Regions from separate parts of the Homo sapiens genome. Here region 1 is linked to region 2. The links are chromatin loops, found by intact Hi-C in ENCODE. Cell type or tissue: ascending aorta. All regions are shown on one strand. Links, peaks and the distances in the headings refer to the core of each region. The heading gives the core; the rest is flanking DNA. Region 1 holds the start of LOC124903748 (a long non-coding RNA gene). Region 2 overlaps ZCCHC14 (zinc finger CCHC-type containing 14).

What was found. A loop is a pair of places that touch in the nucleus more often than their neighbours do. Peaks named below come from ENCODE experiments on the same cell type or tissue, not always from the same donor. Only the 100,000 strongest peaks of a DNase experiment are listed, where the experiment ranks them.
Region 1: it touches region 2 in a loop (3-fold over the local background); 4 of 110 quality-filtered maps call a loop at or near these places.

Annotation. Positions count from the first base shown.
Region 1 is chr16:87,528,830-87,544,818 of GRCh38, reverse strand. It overlaps LOC124903748 (a long non-coding RNA gene), which reads right to left and starts at 5,917. Exons shown (of 2, transcript XR_007065170.1): 1 at 5,468-5,917; 2 at 2,946-3,556. RefSeq lists enhancers at 1,990-2,490, 2,491-2,991 and a silencer at 4,599-4,830. In ascending aorta, for the core only: a CTCF peak has its summit at 3,432; DNase peaks (open chromatin) are centred at 2,738, 3,158 and 3,528; H3K4me3 peaks cover 2,278 bases; H3K27ac peaks cover 2,500 bases.
Region 2 is chr16:87,463,424-87,473,108 of GRCh38, reverse strand. The region is part of intron 1 of ZCCHC14 (zinc finger CCHC-type containing 14); the gene reads left to right. It also overlaps the pseudogene NR3C1P1. Among named protein-coding and RNA genes, the nearest start is that of ZCCHC14, 25 kb to the left of the region's middle. RefSeq lists enhancers at 1,050-2,007, 2,693-3,277, 3,278-3,863. In ascending aorta, for the core only: no CTCF peak of the experiment used is centred there; DNase peaks (open chromatin) are centred at 7,558, 8,218 and 8,588; H3K4me3 peaks cover 1,410 bases; H3K27ac peaks cover 2,500 bases.

The DNA.
Region 1 (15,989 bases), core at 2,491-4,990, 76 kb before region 2:
GTTAATGATGCATGGGTGTTCAGCGTGGATGGAGTCCCGACCATCCTGGGGCACTTATAAAAATCCCTCCACACAGAAAACTGTGCCTTTCCAGGCTGAGTCCACTCGGATAGGGAGTGCTTCCTTAGTCTGTTTTCTGTTGTTGATAACACAATACCTGAAACTGGGCAATTTATAAAGAAAGGGAATTAATTTCTTACAGTTATGGAGGCCCCAAGTGGCACAGGGCATCCCATAGTGTGGAGGCTGACTGCTCACTCAGGTCTTTCTTCTTCTTCTTATGAAGCCACCAGTCCCACTCCCGTGATAACTGACCCACTCCTGGGATAACCATTAACCCATTAACCCGTTCATCCGTGAGCCCACCAATGTTAACCCGTTCATCTGTGAGTCCACCAATGGATTCATCTACTGATGATGGCAGAGCCCTCTCGACTCAATCACTTCCTCAAGGCCTCACCTCTCAATGCTGCCACTGTAGGGATTCGATTTCAGCATGGGCTTCGGAGAGGACAAACATTCAAACCCTAGCACGTCCCTTTCTCTAATTTGCAGAAAGACACCTCATGCCCTGGCCAAGCCCCCACTTCATGGGCTCGAAGACCCACAAGGGAGAAGGCAGTGAGGGCCCCTTCCTGCCCACAGGAAGCTCGGCACAGACTTGGGAACGCAAATGAGGTTGGTCACCGCATGAACGGGTGGCCCACAAAGAGTAGGAAATCCTTATAAGGAACTTCCTACACAGCCGCGTCTTGGCTGAGAAACATGCGGCTCACACAGACCCATGCGGTGCCTGCCTGAGTGGAAGGTTCCATTTTTAGGATGATTTTCGGACCACACGCGGCAGCCCTACGTGGGAAGCGGCAGAAGGGGGCTCCAGAGGCCGTCAGGAGGCCTCAGATCGTGGAATCTGTGCCAGCACCTTCAAGGGCTCTGCTTATGGGAAAGACCTGAAACTTCGTGGATCAAACGTTGGAAACACATTACAAAGTTTATTACACCAATACACATATTTTGTGCTGAATGCACAAACAGAGAAATAAAACTTGTTGATGAGCAGAGTGCTCTCTGCAGTGCTTCTCAGCGCACCTCAAGGTCAGGAGGTGCAGTGAGGTATGTCGTGTCATTTCTGACGAAGCAGCAGCAGGGCCGCGAGCACGCAGGGGCCACCAGCTGCCTCCAGCTGCAGGGGCCCTCGGCCCTCTCCTGCCCAGTGCTACACCCCTGGAGGAAACGCGCTGGGGTCCACGCACCTGGGACTTCTTGGTCTAGCCAGGGCCTGGTTCATGGAAGCGCTGAGTAAATGGGTGATAATTTGCTCATGGATTGTCCCTAAGCCAGGGCAGCTCCCTATCTGAACCAGTTTTAACAGAATCCATTGGAAATGTGTGTTGAATAACCTCAGGGCCCCTGCCGGATCCCTGGATCCCTTTTTACCATTTTTGTGCTCTCCAAAGCTTTGGAGTGTTTATACCTCCAACAGCCAGCACCAGCAGCTGCTTAAAGCAGTGGTTCCCAAACTTCTTGGCACCAGGGACTGGTTTCATGGAAGACAATTTTTCCATGGACCAGGCAGGGTGAATGGTTTCAGGACGATTCAACTTATTACACTTACCGTTCACTTTATTTCTATTATTATTACATTGTAATATCTAATGAAATAATTATACAACTCACTATAACGTAGAATCAGTGGGAGCCCTGAGCTTGCTTTCCTGCAACTGGACAATCCCATCTAGGGGTGATGGGAGACAGTGACAGATCATCTGACACGAGTTTCTCATAAGGAGTGCACAACCTGGATTCCTCGAATGACAGTTCACAATAGGGTTCGCGTTCCTAGGAGAATCTAATGCTGCAGCTGATCTGACAGGAGGGGGAGCTCAGGCCGTAATACCAGCGATGGGGAGCAGCTGTAAATACAGAGGAAGCTTCACTCACTCACCTGCTACTCATCTCCTGCTGTGCAACCGAGTTCCTAACAGGCCATGAACCAGTACCAGCCATATTTCAAAGGCTCAAAAGCCACAAGGGACTAGTGGTCACCATATCGGACAATGCAGATCTAGAACATTCCATCAGTGCAGGAAGCTTTATTGGGCAACTCTGGTCTGGAGTGTAAGCTTCATACGGGAAGGGATGCGTGTCCGTGCTGGTCACTGCCGTGTGACAGATCATCGTGTATTAGAATCTCATAAGGAGTGTGCAACCTAGATCCCTTGCATATGCAGCTCACGATACGGTCCACGCTTCTATGAGAATCTAATGCTGCGGCTGATCTGACAGGAGGCGGATCTCAGGTGTTAACGTGAGCCGTGGGCAGCAGCTGTAAATACAGGTGAAGCTTTGCTCACTCACCTGCTGCTCACCTTCTGCCGTGGCCCGGGGGTTGGAGACCTCTGGTTTAGAGGGTGGCCTGTGGGCTCTCTGAAGCCGCTTCACCCTCATGCACGGAAATGCCTGGGAATTTATACCTCCCTAGACCACGCTTAACCAAAGACAGGTGGGTTCTGGGTGGGTGTATGAAGACCTCAGCTCCCTGGTCTCAGGCTGGGACATCCCTGGGTGTGATTGACCCTCCACAGTTCCCCTGTGGGGTCGGGCATGCCCCGCCCACCCCAGTTCCTTCAGGCTGCAGAAGGACTGTGCCCACATAGCACCCTGCCCAGCTTCCTTCCTTTTCCAGTCCAGCTTCCCACCCCCAACCTGTGTCCCCAGGGAGTACTCCCTGAATAGTCGCTGCAAACACATCCTCATCCTAGGGGCTGCGTCTGGGCAACTGCTCCTAGGGAAAAGGTCTGGTTACGCAAGCAGATTCCTTGGCACACCGACCCACAGGAGGGAACCCATGCTGTGCCGCCGTAAAAGAAAAAAAAATAAAGAAGCGGCGAATTTGGTGACAGCTTTGGAAAATAGTATTTAGTGAGAAAAGCAAGGTGCGGAAGCCTGGGCTGTGGTATCTTTATTTTCTGAGCGGGGAAAGATAAAAGTGGACCGTATCTTGTATTTGCTGCCTCCCTAAAGAAAACAAGCCGGAAATACAAGAAGCCAATGAAAGCGGACACATAGGGCGCCAGAGCGGGGTAAGGGTTCCCAGGCTCTCTGTATGTTTGGATTATTGAGTCATGTGGATTTGCACAGATCCCAAAACCAAAACACAGATCCCTAGGCCCCGCCGTCTGGGAGTCTGACGCAGCTGCTCTGCGGTGAGGAGACAGAGGCTGTGTTCCCGAGAGGTTCCAAGGGGGACAGTTGCACCGCCAGTCTTGCGGACGTTGTTCTAGATGATTTCTTTGAGTGGTCTGAAACAAAGCCGAACCACTCACCAGCAGCGCTGTCTTCCTGGATGCAGCCAGCCCTGCTGGAAACGGGTGGGAAGGCTGTCTTCTTCACTCCCGGGGGCCTCTGAAGGTGGGCGTGAGTCAGGGGCTCCTGGGAGAAATCGACCGCCCTTGCCGGCCTCCACGGGCCCTGGAAAGCCTGAGAGCCTGGCGCTCCTGCCACATCCCCATTGCCATGGCAACGGCAGACACAATGGTTTCTGTGGAGTTCGGATCTATAAATAATTTCTAGATTAGTCTTGGCGAGGTGGATGGGGTGGGCACCGAGGGGAGGTTCCTGGTGGCCGGCGGGACGGGCCACTGTCCACAGGCCATGCCAGGCCTGGGGCAGCGAGGTCACAGCCTCCTGGGTCAGATGCTGTGCCCTGGCCAGTCGGCAGGAGTGGCCTCGGCAGGCTCCGCAGCAGTTTCTGCCCCAGAGACCATGCGTGGGACAGTTCCATCTCATCTGTGAGTCCCGGACATGTGTGGACCCAGGTTGGCTGCACAGGACCCAGGGTGGCTGGGTAGAGGGCTGTAAAAAAATCCCTGCTGCTGATCTGGGGACTGAGGGAGGCTCAGGGGTGGGAGTTGATCACCACCGTTTCTAGGCACTCACGAGGGCCCTGTTCAGTGTCTCGGCGTTGCTGGGTAGACCCTGGTGGGGTGACAACAGGATCTGAGTGTTTGGACTCCATTCTCTCTGCTTCCTCTGTCCACGTTTTAGGGATGCCCTATTCAATGAGCCCTCTCTCTCTCTTCCTTTTTTTTTTTTTCTTTTTCTAGCAGTGTTTCCAGGGAAGGGCTCATATTCCCCACACTAGGGGCTGAGAGGGTGGATGCTTCTGGGTAAATCATTTGAAAATCAAGCAGATCCAACACCTTTGCTGTCTCTGATTAGAGTGAGCTCGCTGGGAGGGGCCCCCAAAGGGCCCCTGAATGGCTACGTGCTGCATGGCGTTAGGAGTGAGGGGCATGACCCTGACACCGGGAGGGCAGGCGTGTGAGCAAGTGCAGCCTACGGGGAGGCAATTTAACCACAGCCCCGGCACTGACAACGGCAAATCCTCTTGCGCAGCAGTTCTCCTCCGAGGATTCTTCCTGAGTGAGGCACTGGCATAGGGGCACAAAGGCATATATGTGCCAAAGGCATGACCCACGCCATGCGTTGATTACAGCAGAGACTGAGAGCAGCCTCATGCCTGTTGGTGGAGAGGAGTGGAGAAGGACAGCCTACTCCCCATGCACTGAGAGCTCTTGTGCAGTCAGCAAAAAGCGTGGTGGCTCCATCCATGTGGACACAGAACAGCTTTCAAGAGAAATAAGAAGGGCTGGAAGTGGCAGCTCACGCCTGTAATTCCAGCACTTTGGGAGGCTGAGGCGGGCAGATCACCTGAGGTCAGGAGTTAGAGACAAGCCCAGCCAACGTGACAAAACCCTGTCTCTACTAAAAATACAAAAATTAGCTGGGTGTGGTGATGGGCACCTGTAATCCCAGCTACTTGGGTGGCTGAGACACGAGAATTGCTTGAACCCGGGAGGTGGAGGTTTGCAGTGAGCCGAGCTTGTGCCACTGCACTCCAGCCTGGAAGGCAGAACAAGACTCTGTCTCAAAAACAAAAAAAAAAAAAAGAGACAGAGAGAGAAATAAGAAGAACCAGAGGCACCCAGCGCATGGGCTGCTACTGTCTGTGTAGGAGGCCGAGTAATGTATCACACATGCACACCTAAGTGTGCATACACATATGTGTGCACGAGCACATATGCACACACATAGCTAGAAAAAGGGGCTCTGGGACCCTGAAGATTTGGGGTGGAAGGAAGCTTACTTTTCAGGACATCCTTTCCTGTACTGTTTGGTTGTGGTTGTTTAACCATTTGTGTATGTTAATTTTTCAATTAAAAATAGTTGAGCAAGGTGTGGTAGCATGCACCTGTCATCCTAGCTACTCAAGAAGCTGAGGTGGGAGGACTGCTTGAGCCCAGGGGCTTGGGTCTAGCCTGGGCAACATAGCCAGACCCCATCTCCAAAAAGAGTTTTAAAAATAGGTGAGTGGAAGTTTGGAGAAGAAGGAAGGAAGAGGAAAGGAGGCAGGAGGAAGAGAGAGAAAGGTGTACCCCGCACCGCGGAGGCAGCAGGTCCTCACCTGAATCTGTCTCCCCGTTTCCCAGCTGCGTGGCTGTGGACAAGTCACTCGGCCTCCCTGCGACACCACTTTCCTGCCTGTGAAATGGACTCACGGATAAACCAATCTCACCAAGTTGTTGCCAGGATCAAATAAGTCAAAAATGAGAAAGGATTTAGGAAACTGCAACGGGCATTTTCCCTTGAAAATGGCCCCTGGCTCTTGCACACGCACGTGTGCCAAACAGCTCAGATAATGATTTTCATTTATTCTAATCCTCAGGCTGCCTGAGCTGGGCTTCAGGGGTACGCTGTGGGAAGATCTGAGCACACAGGCCCCGCCGGGGTTCAGATCTGGAGACCCAGCAAGGGCTAATAAAACACAAACTAAATATTCCTCTGGCCTCCCCCACGGAGTGTTTTTCTCTGATTCCGGATCGGCCCTTGGGCTGTTAGAAAACATCTTCTGGGGACAAAGGGCAAGCGGTGAATTTGTGTCCCCTACAGAGAGGAGGGCTGGAGTTGTGGTTCTCTAAGAAGCCACGTGAACCAGAAGCAGCTCTCAGGGGCGGCGGCGTCTGCCCTCAGCCACGCTGGAGTCCACCCCAACTGGCAAGTGGAGAAAAGGAAGGAAAAAATGAGTCAAAAGGAATGGGAAACTGTGTTGCTCACATTTATGAAATGAATGTAGGTCTCCAACATATGCTCTGGCCTGGAGCATTGCTGTCTCTGCGTTAGTAGCTGGGCATGGCTGTGTTGACAGTGGCGGAGGAGAACTCACAGCAGTGGTGAACGTCAAATGTCAAATGTCATTAGAAACCAAGAAGGGGGCAGATTTAAAAAGAAAAAAAGCAGGGAATGCATTCCACCTTTAAACAGAAGGCTTGGGCAGGGTATGAAGCTCGAATCTCATACTTCAAAATGTTTTTGCATCTTGAGGAAACCGTACAGGAACTTGACTGTGAGGAGCTATAGGGCTGCCTGGTCATTTGGATGTGGCCATGTTCACATAAACACTCAGTGCTCGTCAGCTGGAGTTTTGGATTCAGGGAGATGGAAACAATTTAGACTTGGGGGTGTTTGAGGTCAGCGGTTATAAGTGAGTCTCAGGGTTTTTCCCACAGTTGATGAAAACAGTTTCTTTGACATCAAAAATACATATCTATTTTGAAACAGGGTCTTGCTCTGTCCCCCAGGCTGGAGTGCAGAGGTGCAATCATTACTTACTGGCATCTCCAACTTCTGGGCTCAAGGGATCCTCCTGCCTCAGCCTCCTGAGTAGCTGGGACCACAGGCGCATACCATTTCCCCTGGCTTATTTTTAAATTTTTTGTAGAGATGGGATCTCACTCTGTTGCCCAGGCTGGAATGCAGTGGCATTTTCTCAGCTCACTGCAGCCTCTGCGTCTGGGTTCAAGCAATTCTCCTGTCTCAGCCTCCCAAGTAGCTGGGATTACAGGTGTGTGCCACCACATCCAATTTTTTTTTTTTTTTTTTGCATTTTTAGTAGAGACAGGGTTTCACCATGTTGGCCAGGCTGGTCTGAAACTTCTGACCTCAAGTGATCCACCCGCCTTGGCCTCCCAAAGTGCTGGGATCACAGGTGTGACCCACCGTGCCTGGCCTCTATATATTTTTAATGTAGCCATTGGGCTCCTTCACCAGGGCTGATCCAGTTAATCTGGGACGAGGCTCAGGAAGCTCCATTTTAAGAGTAACACAAGTGACGGGGATGCATGCCAATGTCAGAGAACCCCAGGCTGGAATAGGGGGACCCCAAACCCCAAAGGGCATGCAGGACAATCCTCTGGAAGTGTGGGAGAAAGCTATTATGACTTCAGCTTCAATTTATCTCATCCTTTTACATTTTCTCTTTTCTCATTTTATAATGTGCATGAAAGTCAGCTGCAGAGCCCAAATGTATGTTTTATAAATAATGATGATAAAAACCAACCCCTGCACTGCCGCTGTGCCACAGCCCTGTTCTAAGCCTTGTAAGCATATTCACTCATTTACTCCTCAGGACTCTGGGAGATATTATTACCCTCTGCTATGAATTGTGTGCCCCTAAAATTCATATGTTGAAGCCCTCACCCCCAGTATGACTGTTTGGAATAAGGAAGTGATTAAAGTTTGCCGAGGCCGTGAGGGCAAGACCCAGATAAGGTAGGGATTAGTATCTGTATTAGCATGTTATCACACTGTTATAAAGAAATATCCAAGACTGGGTAATTTATAAAGGAAAGAGGTTTAATTGACTCACAGTTCCACATGGTTGTGGATGCCTCAGGAAACTTACAATCACGGAGGAAGGCGAAGAGGAAGCAAGGATCTTCTTCACAAGGCGGTAGGAGAGAGAAGAGCAAGAGAGAGCAGGGAAAACTGCCTTATAAAACCACCAGATCTCGTGAGAACTCCCACTGTCACAAGAACAACACGCGGGAAACCACCCACATGATCCAATCACGTCCCACCCAGTCCCTCCCTCAACACTTGGGGATTAAATTCAAGATGAGATTTGGGTGAGGACACGGAGCCAAGCCATATCGGTATCCTTGAGGCAGGAGAATAGCGTCTGGAGGCAGGGAACCTAAGGCTCTTTCACGCTGATTTCCTAGAACTAAATTGAAAGGAGAGCCCTAACTTTCCACATCTAAATAACAAAAGGACCAGAGGCTACCCCTTTGCAAACCCCTACCTTTTCTGCCAGGCAGATGGGAAATTGAAAGTACCTCTGATTGATCGCTTTTTGCAACCAATCAGACGTTTGTATTGGAATGTAACTTTGTAACTTCACTTCAGCCTCTGATTGTGTGCTTTCCACAACCAATCAGATGTTTGCATAGGAGTGTGAGCTTTGTAACTTCACTTGACCAATCAGACCGATTGCAGGCCGCCACTTCATTTACATGGGGTGAACACCAAGTGGCCACTGGGAAACCTCTAGGGGGTATTTGGACCCGAGAAGATACAGTATCTGGGGCCCTTGAGCCCCTATGCCGGGGCTTACTTTCACCCTGTGGAGTGTACTTTCATTTTCAATAAATCTTTGCTCTTGTTGCTTCATTCCTTTCTTGATTTGTTTGCACATTTTGTCCATTTATTTGTTCAAGATGCCAAGAACCTGGACACTTTCCACCGGTAACATTCTCATCAGAGGGACATCAGAGCACATTCTCTCTCTCTCTCTCTCCCTCCCTCCCTCTATGCCACGTAAGGACCTAGGAAAAGGTGGCCAACTACAAGGCAGAAGAAAGCTTCATCAGAACCTGACCCTGTTGGCTCCCTGATCTTGGACTTCCGTCTCTGGAACTGTGAAGTCTAAACCACTCAGTCTATGGCATCTGTGTTATGGCAGCAGGAGCTGAGACATCCTGCATCGTGCAGATGAGGAAACAGAGGTGCAGAGAGGTGAAGCAGATTGGCCGAGGTAGAACAATGAGAAGGCAGGAGAGCTGGGATTTGAATTGAGGTAGTTTGGCTGCCGGTCCAGGCTTTTAATCATGTATTTGGGGCATGCTCCTTTAAAACTAGCAAACAAAAACTCCTAGAGGAATGTGTTTGAAGAAGTCTGGAAACGCCTGGGTTGGAAGGAAAGGGTGTGAGAGTCTATGGTAGACAGAATAGTGACCCCCAAAGATGTCCATATCTTAACCCCCAGAACTTGTGGATATCTACCTTGCCAAGAAAATTACCAAGTAATTTACCTTACTTGGCCGAAGAAACTTTGCAGATGTGGTTTACAAATCTTGAGCTCGGGGGGCTGGTTATCTGGGATTATCCTGGTGGCCCCAATGTCATCACAGGGATCCTGGTGACAGGGAGGCAGAAGTCAGCAAGGAGAGAAGATGCCATCCTGCTGGCTTGGAAGACAGAGGAGGGGCCATGAGCCAAGGAATGCAGGCAGCCTCTAGGAACTGCAGAAGGCAAGCAGACAGATTCTCCCCTGGAGTGTCCAGAAGGAGCAGGCCCGTTTCAGACTTCAGAACTCCTGAACTTTAAGATAATAAATGTGTCCTGTTTTAAGCCACTAGTTTGTGGTAATTTGTTGCAACAATGATAGGGGAAAAATGCAGATTTGGAGGGCAGATGACTAGGGGGATGATGTGGTTGGGGGGAAAGTGATTCTCGGTTTGGAGCTGAAGTAAGGTGGCCTGTATACAGGTTCCTTTGTAATGTGACTTAGCAAATCTGCAAAGGGCTTTGTGATATTGTGATATAATAAGAAATATATATTTGGTCTCCATCCTGGTTCCGGACACAGAGCTCCTAAAATCCTCAGAATTCCCTGAGCAATAAGGGTGGGAAGATCATCTTCGGTTATTCATAATGACAACTCTCTTCGTCCGTTTGTGTTGCCGTAAAGGAATACTTGAGGCTGGATAATTTATATAGAAAAGAGGTTTATTTGGCTCACAGTTCTGCAGGCTGTATGGGAAGCAGGGCACCAGCATCTGCATCTGGTGAGGACCTCGGGAAGCATCCACTCAGGGCAGAAGGTGAAAAGGAGCAGGTGTCATGTGGAGAGGAGAGAGGCAAGCGGGGGAAGCTGCCAGGCTTTTTAAACTATCAGTTCTCTCAGGAACTGCTAGAGCGAGAGCTCTCGAGAACTCACTCATTACTGCATGGACGGCACCAAGACATTCATGAGGCATCCACCCCCATGACCCAAACACCCCCCAACCAGGCTCCAGTCCCAACACTGGGGTCAAAGTTCAATATGAGATTTGGAGGGGACAAATATCCAAACCATTATTAGTAACTACATCTGAGTTTACGCTAATGAGGTGACTCTTGGAGGATGGGGGCTGGTTGCCAGAGGAGGGTTAGAACTTCAGTCCCCCTGCTCCCCAACCCCAACCTCCAGGGAGGGGAGAGGGGCTGGAGATCGACTTAATCCTCAATGGCTGATGATGTCATCAATCATACCTGTCTAATGAGGTCTCCAAAACACCTGTCAATGACTGGAAGGGGGTTTCAAAGAGCTTCTGGGTGGGGTTAGTGAACACATCAAGGTGCAGGGAGGGCAGTGCACCTGGAGAGGGCATGGAAGCTCTGCACCCCTCCTGCGCCTCCCCTACTTACCCCGTCTATTCCACCCCGTCCATCCCACCCTGTCCATGACTTGGCTGTTCCTGAGTCATATCCTTTGTAATAAACCAGTAAAAATAAGCAAAGTGTTTCCCTGAGTTCTGTAAGTCATTCTTGCCAACTTTTTGTTTGTTTGTTTGAGGCAAAGTCTTGCTCTGTCACCCAGGCTGGAGTGCAGTGGCTCCATCTTGGCTCACTGCAGCCTCTGCCTCCCAGGTTCAAGCAATTCTCCTGCCTCAGTCTCCTGAGTAGCTGGCACAACAGGCATGCACCACCATGCCTGGCTAATTTTTGTATTTTTAGTAGAGATGGGGTTTCACCATGTTGGCCAGGCTGATCTTAAACTCCTGACCTCATGTGATCTGCCTGTTTCAGCCTCTCAAAGTGCTGGAATTACAGGCATGAGCCACTGTGCCCAGTTTTGCCAATTATTGAATCTGAGGAGGGGGTCATGGGAACCCCTAAATCAGCTATAAATCATAGCTGATCAGTCTGGAGGGAGGCCCAGACTCTCAGTTGGCATCTGAAGTGGAGGCCGTCCTGTGGGACTGAGTCCCTAAATCATGGGATCTGATGCTAACTCCAGGTAGTGTTGGAACTGAGTTGAACTGTAAGACACCCAACTATTTCAGAAAGTTGGAAGATTTGTTGGTGTGGGGAACCCCTACGCTGCCATTTGTTGTCAGAAGCAAAATGTTGCATATAGAAGAAATATTTTTTCCTTTCTAAGCTTTGACAAATATATAGAATGTGGCAAAAGCAATGTTGTGTGACTTCAGAACCTCAGTCCCAAGAGAACATGCTGTTACCACTCTCAGCCTTGATGGAATGCTGTGAAGATATCCAGGCTGCCTATGGGAGGATGAGCGGCCATGTGGAGCAGAGGAGCTCTATCTGAGCAGAGCCAGCAACCAGCATGACCACCAGGCCTGTGAGAGAAGCTTCTTAGACCATGCAGCTCCATTAGCCACCAGATGACTGCAGCCACACAGGTGATCCCAAGTGAGACCAGCAGAAGAACCACCCAGCAGAGCCCAACCCAAACTGTCCTGCCTAAGGATACATATATGATAGAGCTGGATCCCATTGCTTCAGAAACAGAGGTGGGTGAACACCTGACAGATTACCTTCTAGCTTTTTCTCCTCTCATCACTTTCCTCACCTCCTACCAATTGCAGTAACAGCAAAAGCAGTGAACATTGGTTCAACATCAGTTATCCTCACACCTTGGACACGGTCAGTTGTATTATCATTTTACAGATAAGGAAACTGGAGCCAAGAGAGCTTAATGGACCTGCCCAAGATCACTCGGCAGGCAAGCAGAGGGAGTGGGATCAGGACCCCATTTTATCTAATGCCCGAGTCACCATTATTGTGGCTTTTGCTATCATGCTGCATTCACTCATTCATTCAAGACCAATTTATGGAGTCTTTTATATCTGGTGCTTGGGATGGAAAGATGAACAAGAGAGACGTGGTCCCTTTGTCAATAGCTATCTAATGAAGAATCACAAATCATGATCATCACTGGGCTTTGTGTTGGCTTCAGTGATGAATTTAGGGTGCCTGTGAAAGTGGCCATTTGTTCCAAGTATAAATTATGACTGTGTTCAGCTGTGAGTCACAGGAGCCCTCTTCCAGTGGCTTATACAGCTAAGGGTGGAATTTTTCACATAAGAAGACTGAAGAGGGAGGCCAAGGTGGGTGGATCACCTGAGGTCGGGAGTTTGAGACCAATCTGACCAACATGGAGAAAGCCCGTCTCTACTAAAAATACAAAATTAGCCTGGCATGGTGTCACATGCCTGTAATCCCAGCTACTCTGGAGGCTGAGGCAGGAGAATCACTTGAACCTGGGAGGCAGAGGTTGCAGTGAACTGAGATTGCACCATTGCACTCCAGCCTGGGCAACAAGAGCAAAACTCCATTTCAAAAAAAAAAAATGACTGAAGATAAGCAGTCCAGGGCCGATGCTGCAGGTCATGAAGTCATATGTACAGTTGGTGTGCCTCACCCCTGTCATGGGATCAATGGCCCCAGGGCAAGAAGGGGCTTGGTTTGTCAGCTTCAGCTAGGCACAAACTCCAGATGAACTGCTTTAGTCACTTGCCCAGCCCCGGACCAACCACTGTGGCTGGAGAGGTGGTGTATGGTGTCTGGCCCAGCCTGGGTCATAGGTATCCTCTACTGGAAAGAGAATGGGGTTTGTCATCAAATGAGGGGAAGTGGAGAGGAATGGCAGGCTGTGTTTCCCAACATGGTTGCAATGATCTCTCTCTTCCTACAAACTCTTCTTACCATGGAATTTTTGCAAAAACTGGGGTCTAGGTTTCTGTCCCTTGAATCCTGGTGGACTTGGGACAATGGTCAGAGTGATGTCTAAGGCTGGGTTGTAAAAGATAAGTCAACTTCCACCTGGTTCCCTTGGGATGCTTCCTCTTGGAAGCCAACCACCGTGGAGAAGCCACAGTAGGTGTTTCAGCCAGTGCCCTAGTTGAGGCACTGGACCTGTGGGTGAGAGAGCCTTCAGAGACTCCAGCTCCCAAACATCAGGTCACCACCCTGAGGCTTCAAGCTGCTCCTGCCAAATCCACAGAGAGCGGGGATGAGCTGTCCCTGCCAAGCCCTGCTCGAATTACAGATTTGTTTATCTGCTTTTTGAGACAGGGTCTCACTCTGTCACCTAGACTGAAGTGCAGTGGTGCAATCATGGCTCACTGCAGCCTCAAGCACCTGGGCTCAGGCTATTCTCCCACTTCAGCCTCTGAGTAGCAGGCTGCCATGCCTCTCCTCCAACAAGGTGGAACTACAGACTGATGTCCAGGCTCACCCTTGTCCCCGCTCACCATCCAATGCTGGCCTTGGGTAGAAATCATCCTGGGGACAAGTGGCCCCAGGATGGGCTCTGCTCTTGCTGACAGCACCCTGTGCCTCTGTGCGAGTAATACCCCTATGGCTTTGTCCCCTTGCCTCTGAGATCTGAGTTTTTAATAACTGGAAATTACCTTGCTAAACTCTGCTATCATTTCTGATATTTTTTTTCCTGCAGAAGTAAGTTTTAAATGTAGACATATCATCTGAGAATGATGATAGTTTTGTTTCTTCCTTTCTGACCCTGATACCTTTATTCATTTTCCTTATCCTATGCTGACACAGAAATACAATGTTGAAGACAAGCACTGTCATTCTCACCTTGTTTCTGAGTTTCTGAGTTTAAAGAAACTCATGTGCACCATTAAGAATGATGTTTACCGGCCAGGCGTGGTGGCTCACGCCTGTAATCCCAGCACTTTGGGAGGCCGAGGCGGTCAGATCACGACGTCAGGAGATCGAGACCATCCTGGCTAACACAGTGAAACCCCGTCTGTACTAAAAATACAAAAAAACTAGCCAGACGTGGTGGCAGGCGCCTGTAGTCCCAGCTACTCGGGAGGCTGAGGCAGGAGAATGGCATGAACCCGGGAGGCGGAGCTTGCAGTGAGCCGAGATCACACCACTGCACTCCAGCCTGGGTAAAACTGAGACTCCGTCTCAAAAAAAAGAATGATGTTTACTGTAACATTTGGTGGAGATGCTTTTACATATGAAGAAACATTTTTCATCATTTGCCAATAGTTTTTATGATAAAAGGATTTAAATTTTAGCCATTGCTCTTTCTGCATCTGTATGAACAATCACAGGATTTTCTCCTTTAACTTGTACTGTGATGAATGGCATTTATAGATTTTCTAATGTTAAGTCACCTTTACATTACTGGGATAAATGTATATTTGTCATCATATATTACTTTTTTATATGTCAACAGCTGGGTTTGCTAATATTTTGTGTACGATTTTTCTATCTATTTTCATGGATGACTTTCATCTATAATTTTCCTTTCTCACACCATTCTTGTCAGGTTTTTATATCAAGGTTATACTGGCCTCATAGAATGAGTTGGGAAATATTCCCTCTTTTTCTACTCCTTGGAAGAGTTTGTGTAAGACTGTCTGATACTTTAAATGTTTGATAGAACTCATCTGTAAAACTCACTGGGACTGGTGTTTTCTTTGTGGGAAGATTATTATTATTATCGTTTTTTGAGACAGAGTCTTGCTCTGTCACCCAGGCTGGAGTGCAGTGGTGCCATCTCACCTCACTGAAACCTCTGCCTCCCAGGTTCAGGCGATTCTCCTGCCTCAGCCTCCCAAGTAGCTGGGATTACAGGCGTGTGCCACCATGCACGGCTAATTTTTTGTACTTTTAGTAGAGACGGGGTTTTGCCATGTTGGCCAGGCTGGTCTCGAACTCCTGACCTCAGGTGATCCACCTGCCTCAGCCTCCCAAAGTGCTGGCATTACAGATGTAAGCCACCACACCCAGCTATTTGTGTGAAGATTTTAAACTACTGTTCCATTTTATTCAAGGTTATAGGACTATTCAGACTTTCTTTTTCTTTTTGAGTCAGTTTTGGTAGATTATACGTTTTCTAAGAATTTCTCCATTTCCCTGCCACTCCCTGAATTGGAAAAATCCTTGCCTGGCCTTACCTAGGGCATATTCCTTCCTTCTCTTCTTTAGCTCATCTCTCAGAATTTACCCTCTTTGCAATCCTTTTTTTTTGAAAAATTCTCTTTGGAATCCTAATCTCTTCCTGCTCTTCCCTTCATACGTTGACATCCGGGTCAGGATTATGTGGGCTACAACTAACAGAGCATTGGATTAAAATTGATTAAAGAACAAGGTATTTTTGCTAGTTCATGAAAGCAGTCTAGCGGGTGGCAGTTCCAGGGCTGGCTCAGTGCCACTGAGAACCCAAGCTCTTTCTTTCCACCCTCGCACCCTCTGCATAATTCACCTGCTTCTTAGGCCTCTCTCCATGTGGTCACATGATGGCTGCTGCAGCTCCAAGAGTCACTGTATGGACATGAAAACACCCAAGAAGAGGAGGCATCTCCTCCTTTGCACCACTTTTATTGGAAAGGAATGCTTTCCCCGGAAGTCCCCACACCCCATGTCCCACGCAGCAGACCTGCCTCCAGGTCCTGCTGGTGCAGCTGAGCTCCAAAGGAGATGGAGACAGTGAGGATGTGGAGCTCACAGATTCTGAAGCAGTGGCAGGCCTGCCAGCCAGGACCAAGATCACATGTCTGCTCTAGCACCCTTGGGCTTAACCCCTGAGCTGTCCTGCCTTACCCTCTCCTGATCTCTCTGGCCTGTTGTCACCAGGCAACTTAACAGAAAATACTAGAACCTGTGGTTGTTGGTAAATGTTTAACAACTGGCTCTCCAGAGGTCAGGGGTTGGGGTAAGCCCTGCTTTGAAGGTTTGCTGATTTCCAGGGTGTAAACACTCCCACTTTGGTTGATTTCAAGCTACCAATGCAAAGTCCATGAGTGTGGAGTAGGGAAGAGATGCTCACCATCAGCTCTCGTGAGCCCTACGAACCGGCCGTGGTGTACCCCTGACTAGAA
Region 2 (9,685 bases), core at 7,152-9,651:
GAGGGTGCTGGCTGCAGCCTCTGCCCCTGAAGCTGTTGCAGCTCACTGTTTCTAACATTACGAGTGTCACATCATTTAAATTTTTTCTTACACTGGGTGCAGTGGTTCATGCCTGTAATCCCACTCACCACTTTTGGGAGGCTGAGTTGGGAGGATCTCTTAAGGCCAGTAGTGCAAGACCAGCCTGGGCAACATAGGGAGACCCCCATCTGTACAAAAAATAAAAACAATTAGCCGGGCGCTGTGGTACACGCCTGTAGTCGCAGCTGCTCAGGAGGCTGAGGTGGGAGATGGCACTGAGCTGTGGTTGTGCCACTGCACTCCAGCCTGGGCAACAGAGCGAGCCCCTATCTCAAAGATAAAAAATAAAAAGTGCATTTTTCTTGAGGGGGAAGGAACCATCATGGTGGCCGTATTGCTTTACTTTCTGATGGTGTCGTCTTCAGAGATTGTTGAGATTGGGTTGTTGGTTCCCACGTGGCCATGTCCTGTCAGTGTTGCTTCTGTGTGTTCCCTCGCTGTCACCTGTTGCTCCTAAGTGCTGACTTTGTACCTTTTTCGAGCAGCCTCTGATTGGTTTCTCCCCGACCCGGCCCGCGCCACAGCGGTGCTGCTGGTGGTCTGCTCTGTGGGGCCGTGTTGAGAGAGAAGCTCTGAGGGAGAGGCTTTGCATGCGTGCCTCGGTGCACGGTGCCAGCCTGGATCCCTGTGGCTGTGGAATGGGCGCTTGCTGTTTGCCAGGCTCCATCCTGAGAGCCATGCTTGGTGGACTGGCTACTTCAATCCTTGCACCAACCCTCGGAAGTCAATATGGTGGCTGTCCCCACTTTACAGATGGGGACACAGGCTTGGAAATGCCACATCACTTGTGTCGCACGACTAGTGATGGGGGCGGCCCTCCCGAGGGTCTGACTGTAGGGCCGGCATTTGGCATCACTACAGGAGGTTGACACTTTCACTATTATGTTTACTCCTCCTACTTCAGTTCCACCCCTACCCCCAGCCCAGTTTTATTGACACTTGCACTTGTCTGTGCAAGCATTTTCTCTCCTGTTGCATAAAGTTGTTTTTTTTAGTGGAGGGTAGTAGTTGCTCAGAAGCACTGGAAGACAGCAGTGGTCAGAGCCCGGTCAGCAGTGAAGGTCAGCGCCATTGCCGGCCTCCGACCCTAGTGGTGAGTAGGTCGCTGCTGGACAGGAGGGCAAGGAGGGGCTAGGAAGGCAGAAATGAGTTGTTGCTCATGAGTACAAGCAAGATGCTGGTGTTCTCTCTGAAGTCAATACATCCGTTAAGATGCCCTTTGAACCCTGTTTTATGGGATTACAGGACTAGGAAGTATGTCTTTAGCCTCCCTAGGGCTCTCGACTTTAGACTCCCTCTGTTTCTACAGGCAGTGTCTGGAACAGGGATTCTGGGTGTGTTGGAGGCTGACTGTAGGGAAGCCCTACCCCAGAGGTCCCATGTGGTTGGCCCCTGGTGGGATGTCTTGGCACCTGGAGGCCTGGAAGCCCCCGCGGGTGGGCAGTTGGGGCCGGTGTTCCTAGAGGAGGCCGTGCTGCCCTGTGGCTATTTGTGAAAGAGATTTGCATCTGGTCACTCTGGGAGCTGGTCTAGTTAAGTACTGGGTTCCCTTTGCTGAGATTTTAAGCAGTAATCTTTTTTCTCTCTTTCTCTTTTTGATGAGTAGAGCTCTAGGTTAAGAAATATTAAAAGGAATGTTTTTACATGGAAAATGTTTTTTTGGTTAGCGTTGGCTTTCACTTGGTCTAAGTCAGCAAATAGCTTTCACTCTTAAACTGTCTGTCTTCTTGTTCTGGTTTTTAGAGACACGTAATGACTATTTTAGCAAAATGCTTACAAATCTATTTTGTTTTTATGTTTTATGTTTTTTACGTTAACTTAAAAGTATTTAACAGACGTTACTCCTTCCTGTATAGAGGTAGGTTAATTGGAAAACAAATTGAAAACACTATTTTTTCATAGTCATGTTTACTGTATTTTGTTTGTGGGGGTAGACACTTTGAAGTTCATGTTAACCCCTGATGTGCCCGGCCCTCGAGATATGTGTGGAAGGAAAGTGTGGTTATGGTTTTAGAAGCTTGCTTTTTCTATACTTTTCATATCATTCACATCTTGTAGGGAGGTATTTATATTTAGACTTAATATCTGTAACTTTTTTAAATTCTAGAAGTAGTGATTGTTCCTCACAGAAAAATTGGAAAACAGAAAAATAAAATAAAAATTACCCAGAGATAAATGCTAGTAATATTTCGGTGTACCTTTGTCTTTTCTCAGTGCCTGTTTGCACACAACTGATGTACGTTCTGCCCATTTTCACATTATCTGTGAGCATCCTGCATGCCTTTTAAGACTGCATAATATTCAGTCATCTGGACATACACATTTAGCGACCTATTTCAATAGTAATCTGTTGCTGGGATGTTTATGTTGTTTGTTTTTCTTTTTGCTCAAGCTGAGATAAATCTCCTTACACACAAACCTTTGACTACATCGCTGATTGACTGTATCCTAACAGCAGACTCCTCCCAGTGGGATTAGTGGGTGAAAAGCTACAGATGGGAAAAAAGCTCATCACATCCTGCCTCCTTGCTGTCCAGACAGTGGCCCCAGGTTACACTCAGCTGAGGACGAGGCCACCCCCTGCAGCTTTATGAGCATTTGACTCCTGAGAACATTTTAACTGTAGTCCAAGTAATTAAATAATTATTCAAGCTGTCATGTGCTTGTTTTCATTATTTATTTATTTATTTATTTATTTGAGTTGGGGTGTCGTGCTGTCTCCCAGGTTGGAGTGCGGTGATGCAATCATAGCTCATTGCAGCCTCAACTTCCCAGGTTCAAGCGATCCCCCCACCTCAGCCTCCTGAGCAGCTAGGTACAGGCACACACCACCACACTCGGGTAATTTCTAAATTGTGGTAGAGATGTAGTCTCACTATGTTGCCCAGGCTGGTCTTGAACTCCTGACCTCAGGAGTTCCACCTGTCTAAGCCTCCCAAAGTGCTGGGATTACAGGTGTGAACCACTGCTCCTGGCCCCAGGCTGGTTTTGAACTACTGGGCTCAAGCGATCCTCCTGCCTCAGCCCCCCAAAGTGCTGGGATTGCAGGCGTGAGCCACTGTGCCTGGCAAGTGCACTGGTTTTAGAACAGACGATCACATGTCGTGGTAAAGTCTCTACTTGAGAAGATAGGCCCTGGCCCCCAGTGCAGGGAACACGGAGCTGGGGTGGCTGTGGGTGGCTCTGTCCTCATCCCCAGTGCTTCTGGGGGTGTGCTGCCCACAGGGGTGCAGCAGATGCTGTAGACACAGGGAGCCCTGCCTTCCGGGAGGCCCAGTTGCCGGTGCCCCTCCTGGATCCTCCCAGAGCTCCGAGTCTCTGTGACAGCACTGAAGCAATTTAATTGTCCTCCAGCCACACCGCAAGCACCACAATAATAACAGCAACTAACATTTTGAATGCTAACATTTTTCCAGTTCACAGTACTAGAAATGCATTTTACTGAATTCTCACAAAAGCCTTAGGTAGGTGCCATTATTTCCATCCCATAGTGGACGAAACAGGGGCTGCCCTGTGTGGACCCAGCACTGGCCGCCGAGACGGCTCCTGACCGCTGTGCTCCGCTCGCCTCCTTGGATTTAATGTGCACAAATCACAGACCTCTGTAGTTACAGGACCTAAAGTCTGCACTTGATTCTGCTCCCTACTGGCCAGATGACCTTGGGGAAGGCATTTAGGAACTGACATTCAGTTTTTCTTGTTTTTAACATGGAGATAATTTGATCTGTGTACGTCACGTACTGCAGGGATCAGATGGATGATCTCATATGGCTGCATAATGGATACTTGGGAAGAACTGTACAAAAGGTGGTTATAGCCGGGTGCATTGTCTCATGCCTGTGGTCCCAGCTACTCGGGAGGCTGAGGCAGGAGGATGACTTGAGCCTGGCAATTTGAGACCAGCCTGGGCAACATAGACCATGTCTCCAAAAAAACAGACAAAAATGCTAGTACTTTTTGTTCTTTTATTCTCCATGGTCTCTCACAATGTGTCTTGACATCGTAGGCATTCCATTGGCACCTGGCTTTTTAAACTGACCGTATTCTTTTTAAAGATGTCTAGACCTGGCTTTCTCAGCCTGCGTCGTTTGCCAGCTCCCAGGTATTCCACATGCAGACGCAGTACTCAATATTAGGGAAAATAAACTGTATCAGGGAGGGCCTCTCAGCCTTGGCACTCCTGAGGCCTGCGGGCAGGTACTTCCTTGCTCTGGAGCTGTCCTGGGCTCTGCAGGATGTTTAACAGCATCGCTGGTCTCCGTTGGCTGCATGCCACGAGAATCCCCACCCCAGTTCACAGAAAATGTTTTCAGCTGTGGCCAGATGTCCCCTGGGGACAAAATTTCCCCCAGTTGAGAACCACTAGGTTAGGGAATAATAAGACTTTATAAGTTAAGTTAGGAAAAACATCTAACAGTGTGCTAAAAAACGGGGGAAGGGGTTTGAACCTGAGGCAGTAGATGATAAGGAACTGTTTGTAGGTTAAGCCTGGCATGGTGGCATGCGCCTCCTGTAGTCCCAGCTTCTCTGGAGGCTGAAGTGGAGGACCACTTTTTTTTTTTTTGACTATGTAATTAAGGGTATCATTTATTGTAATATAAGAACATATTCTAAAACAGCTGAATGAACATGCACAACACAATGTGATGACACATACTCTCCTGAATTTATGTAATTTTTCCTTAAGATATCTCTTAATGAGCAATATTATTTTTAAAATGTTAAATAAAATCCTTACCATTGGCCAGTGGGATACTGAATACCACTATTTAAGGAAGAAACCTGAAATGGTTACGTACAGATGTCACCATCTGTACGTCTACCCTTCCTACTTTCAAAAGGCCACTTAAACTTCTTCATATAAAAAAACACATGAATCTTTAGAGAACACATACAAATAAATGAAGATTTACATCTAATAATCTATCTTAAATGTACCATTCTTAAGAGACAGAATCTTACCTTGAAATAGCCATTAGAAAAAACCGTTGGGCCAGGCGCGGTGGCTCACGCTTGTAATCCCAGTACTTTGGGAGCCAGGCGCAGTGGCTCATGTCTGTAATCCCAGCACTTTGGGGGCCAAGTGCAGTGGCTCACGCCTGTAATCCCAGCACTTTGGGAGGCTGAGGCGGGCGGACCACGACGTCAGGATATTGAAACTATCCTGGCTAACACGGTGAAACCCCGTCTCTACTAAAAATACAAAAAATTAGCCGGGCGTGGTGGTGCGCGCCTGTAGTCCCAGCTACTTGAGAAGCTGAGGCAGGAGAATGGTGTGAACCCGGGAGGCGGAGCTTGCAGTGAGCCAAGATCGCACCACTGCACTCCAGCCTGGGCGACAGAGCGAGACTCCATCTCAAAAGAAAAAGAAACCGTTCGACCAGGGAAATTCAGAGTCCCCAAGGAAGTCAAGTTGTCATCTCCAGATCCTTGACACCTATTCCAATTTTCAGAACCAACGGGAATTGGTGGGATGACATTAAAAATAGGCTTCTGATCCTACTGTTGAGAAAGGGATGCTGTATTCATGTCATAGTGGTACATCTGTCCTCCAGAGGTACTCACACCGTGAACAGAAATGGCAGACATTTTATTACCAATCATATTTGCTCCAGGAGAGCTTGCCTGACAGTAAACTGTGCCCAGTTTCTCTTGCTTAATTACCCCAGGGGTGCAGAGTTGGATGAAATCTTTTTCTGTTTTCGCTTGGGGCAGTGTTACATTATTGAGGCTTGATAAAAACCAGATCTCCATTATCCTTAATTTTGGGTTTAGTGTCCGGTAAAACGAGAGGCTTGCAGTCCTCATTCGAGTTTCCTTTTAAAAGGAAGAATAGTCTTCTCCCGCCAGAGGAGAAAGCAGACAGTTTTCATCTATCAACAGGTCTGATCTGGTGGAGGACCACTTTTGAGGCCAGGAGTTAGAGGTCAGATGGGGCAACATAGCGGGACCCTGTCTCTTTAGTAAAAAAAAAAAAAAAAACAATTTTTTTTTTTCATGAAAAACACGTGACCTCCAAAGTGACTGTGAGGCTTTTCCAGGGCTTGTTTTTATGTGGCATGCTGATGTGAATACTGTTCAGGTCCGTATTTGTAAAGAAACAAGGTGAGGAGGGCAGTGGCAGGCTGCCCCTCTGGTGGGCACGGTTAGATGTGACTGTCCCAGTAGGGGCTCCTAGCCATGGAGAGTGGAAGCCATCACAACTTCACTTTCTCCAGCCTCTAACTGGGAATTGAGCATTCCCTGCCTTTATGGAAGCAGGCAGGAATCCACAGTCATACGAACAGTACCTGTGACTTGGTCACAGATGCAGTCACAGATACTTTGATTGCACAGTCGTAGAAAGCGTCTTCAAGTCTCCTTCATGCTCAGCGCTCCTGTGAAGTGAGCTGAGACCCACAGACTCTGTTCGAGGAGCCCATTTGTCTTCTAATACTTAGATGACGGTTTTCAATATAATTGGCTTTGTTTGCAGTCCTGTGTATTTTATGCATTTAAAATATGTTTCTTAGAAGGGCTCAGTAGGTGTCATCGAACTGCCAGAGAGGTCGCTGGCACAAAGAAAAGGTTAAAACCCTGCTCTAAAAGCTCACTGCCGTTTTTCTGAGCAGTTTTCAAATGCCCACCAGTGGGGTGCAGCGAGTCTTCTGCAGACCGAGGCTGCCGTCAGTGTTGGGGGGCTGTGCTTCCATCTGACTGCGTCAGCACGTCCCACTTGGATGTCTTTGGAAGAGCTTTCAGGAAATAGATTTTTAGAAATTAATTCTCTTCTAAAAGTTATGGTCAGGTCCGTGAACATTAAAGTGGGTTGTAAGCACAGAGCTGTAAAGTAGCCTGTGTGGTGCTGGGTTTTTTTCTGTCAGGCGGCATGAACTAAGGACAAACCTTTTTTTAAAAAAAAGCGTAAATACCTGAGGCGGGGGGTAGTTAGCGGGGGTCACAACCTGCAGCCAGCGTCAGCTCTTCTGCAGGCGTAGCTCCTCACCCTTGCCTGGAAGGGCCTTTGATTCCCTCTGGTCTAATTGCGCAGTGCGGGGATTCCCTTTTCCATCCCATCTAAAGGGACGTTGCGGAGACCGGGCTCGGTGGCTCACGCCTGTAATCCCAGCTAAGGCGGGAGGATGGCTTGAGCCCAGGAGTTTGAGATCAGCCTGGGTAACATGGTGAGACCCTGGCTCTGTTTATTTTTTTTTAATAAAAAAATAAGAGGAGGCTGTTGAGCCTTTGACTGTTTTGATCATGGTGAAGATTTACCTTGAAATATTCATGCAGCAGCATTATCATGTGGGAGCTGGTTAGAAATGCAAGATTCTCAGGCCCACCCCGGACCTCATGAATCAAACCTGCGTTTCAGCCAGATCCGGAGGCATTTTGCACATTAAAGTTTGGAAGCAGAGGCCTCCTCTCTTTAAACTGTAACAGTAAGAAGGGTGATTGCATAAGAGCCAGAGGCGGGCTGCCCAAGTCCAGGTGCCCCTAGATGTGTGGCCACTGTGGAACCTCAGTCAGCTTTCCTGGAAGAGCCCCAGGGGCGGGTGTGCCCCGTGACTACCAGTAGCTTGCTTCAGAGTCATATTTCATTCCTGGGTTAGCGCTTTGTAGATGTGGTGGAACAATCTGATTGTCTGTTACATAATGTAGATTGCAGAAGTTTTTGTTTGAAATAGAAGTGCTTTCCGTTTGATTCTGAATTTCATTAAAATTTGGTGATATCATGATGTATTTTACAGATCCTTATTAACGGCCTGCTTCATGCCAGGCCCAGTTCGAAGTGCAAAGGAACAGCAGTGAACAAAGCAAACCAGAAACACAGCTGCCTTGCTGAGCATCGAGAAGTCTTGCTAAGAAGGACGTTTGAGTATAGATGGGAAGGCACAGGGGCGCTTCCAGGCAGAGGGGACAGCCAGGGCGAAGGCCCCAGGCAGATGTGACTGCTGTGCCCAGGGCAGCAGTGCATGGAGTGAAGAGCTGGGGGAGGACTGGATGCCAGGTTGCAGGGGCCAGGCAGAGGGTTTTTGTGGGTTGTGGGAAGAGGCTGGCTGTGGAGAGGAAGAGAGCAGCTTATCGTTGCCTTCCTAGCAGTAGCAGAAGGCAGCCTTTGGAGCCGGTCAGTCTTCCCTCTCGTGCACATCAGGCCAGATGACGAGTCCTGCGGGTGAGCCTGAGTCAGAGAGCACTTGAGTGGAACATAGGTCACGTGGAGCAAACTAACTTCACCAAAAATAACCCCAAAACAGCATTTCTGGGAAACACAAGTGAAGACAGCTTTCAATGTAAACAAAGGAACAAAGTTACGATAAAGGCTTGGTTGGAAAAAGTGAACATGTGGAAAACTAAGAAGAAATTCCTTGGGAAAATATACGGAGGAAAACAGGTCTTTCTTTTCCAGCAGTTGCCATTCTAAAGAGTTTTCCTTCCTGTCTTGATGTCAGATGCAGTGTGTGTTTTGCTAGGGTGGCTCACGGGCTTTCCCCTTCCAGTTGTGGTTGTGGCAGACGGACCTACAGCCTTTAGCTCTTCCTGTCTGCGTGGGGAAAAGACTTCCTGTTTTCTCTGGGTCTCCTCTTTGTCCTTGCCGGGATTGGACCGGATGATGGGTGCAGTATAAAACCTGGACTTGGGGTCGTGGTTGGTTCTTAGCCTAGCTGCAAATTAGAATCACCAGAGAAGCTTCAGGCACAAAACAAAAGAAGCCCCGTTTCCAGAAACTCTGATTTTGGTGGGGAGTGTGGGATGTGGTTTTCTCAGGGCCTTGGTGTTCCAGTGTGCTGTCGAGGCCGAGAAGCACTAATCAGTACTGCTCTCCTTCTCTCCAAGGCTGTGTTTTCCCCTGCTCAGCCCTCCTCTCCCCTTCCTCCCCTAGCAGGCTGAGAGTTGGGAGGCTGGCTTTCCTTTGTGTCTCTTTGGAGTGTTTTAGGGTGGGCAGGCGGTGTGTGTGTGCGAGAACGCACTGATCACACGTGTTTCTTTTTGGGGCAGGAAGGTTTGCCACTACCAGCAAAGTTGGAACTGCTGATGCTGGTTGTCAAGGCAGCTCACTCTCAGCTGTGCGTGCTGGTGTGCACCTGTGGTCCCAGTTACTCAGGAGGCTCAGGTGGAAGGATCACTTGAGCCCAGGAGGTCGAGGCTGCGGTGAGTTATGATTGTGCCACTGCATTCCAGCCTGAGTGACAGAAGAGACTCTGTTTGTTTTTTTTTCTCCTGAGACGGAGTCTTGCTCTGTCACCCGGGATGGAGTGCAATATGGTGTAATCTCAGCTCACTGCAACCTCCACCTCCCGCGTTGAAGCGATCCCCCTGCCTCAGCCTCCCGAGTAGCTGGGATTACAGGTGCCCGCCACCACACCTGGCAAGTTTTTGTATTTTTAGTAGAGACGAGGTTTCATTCACCATGTTGGCCAGGCTGGTCTCGAACTCCTGACCTCAGGTGATCTGTCCGCCTCGGCCTCCCAGAGTGCTGGGATTACAGACGTGAGCCACCGTGCCCAGCTGAGACTCCGTCTCTTAAAAAAGAGAAAAGGCAGCTCACTTTCTCTTCTTAGAACCAGGACTTAGAATATGTACCAAAGTAGCTAAGAGAATGTGGAGGTTCATGCATCAGGCC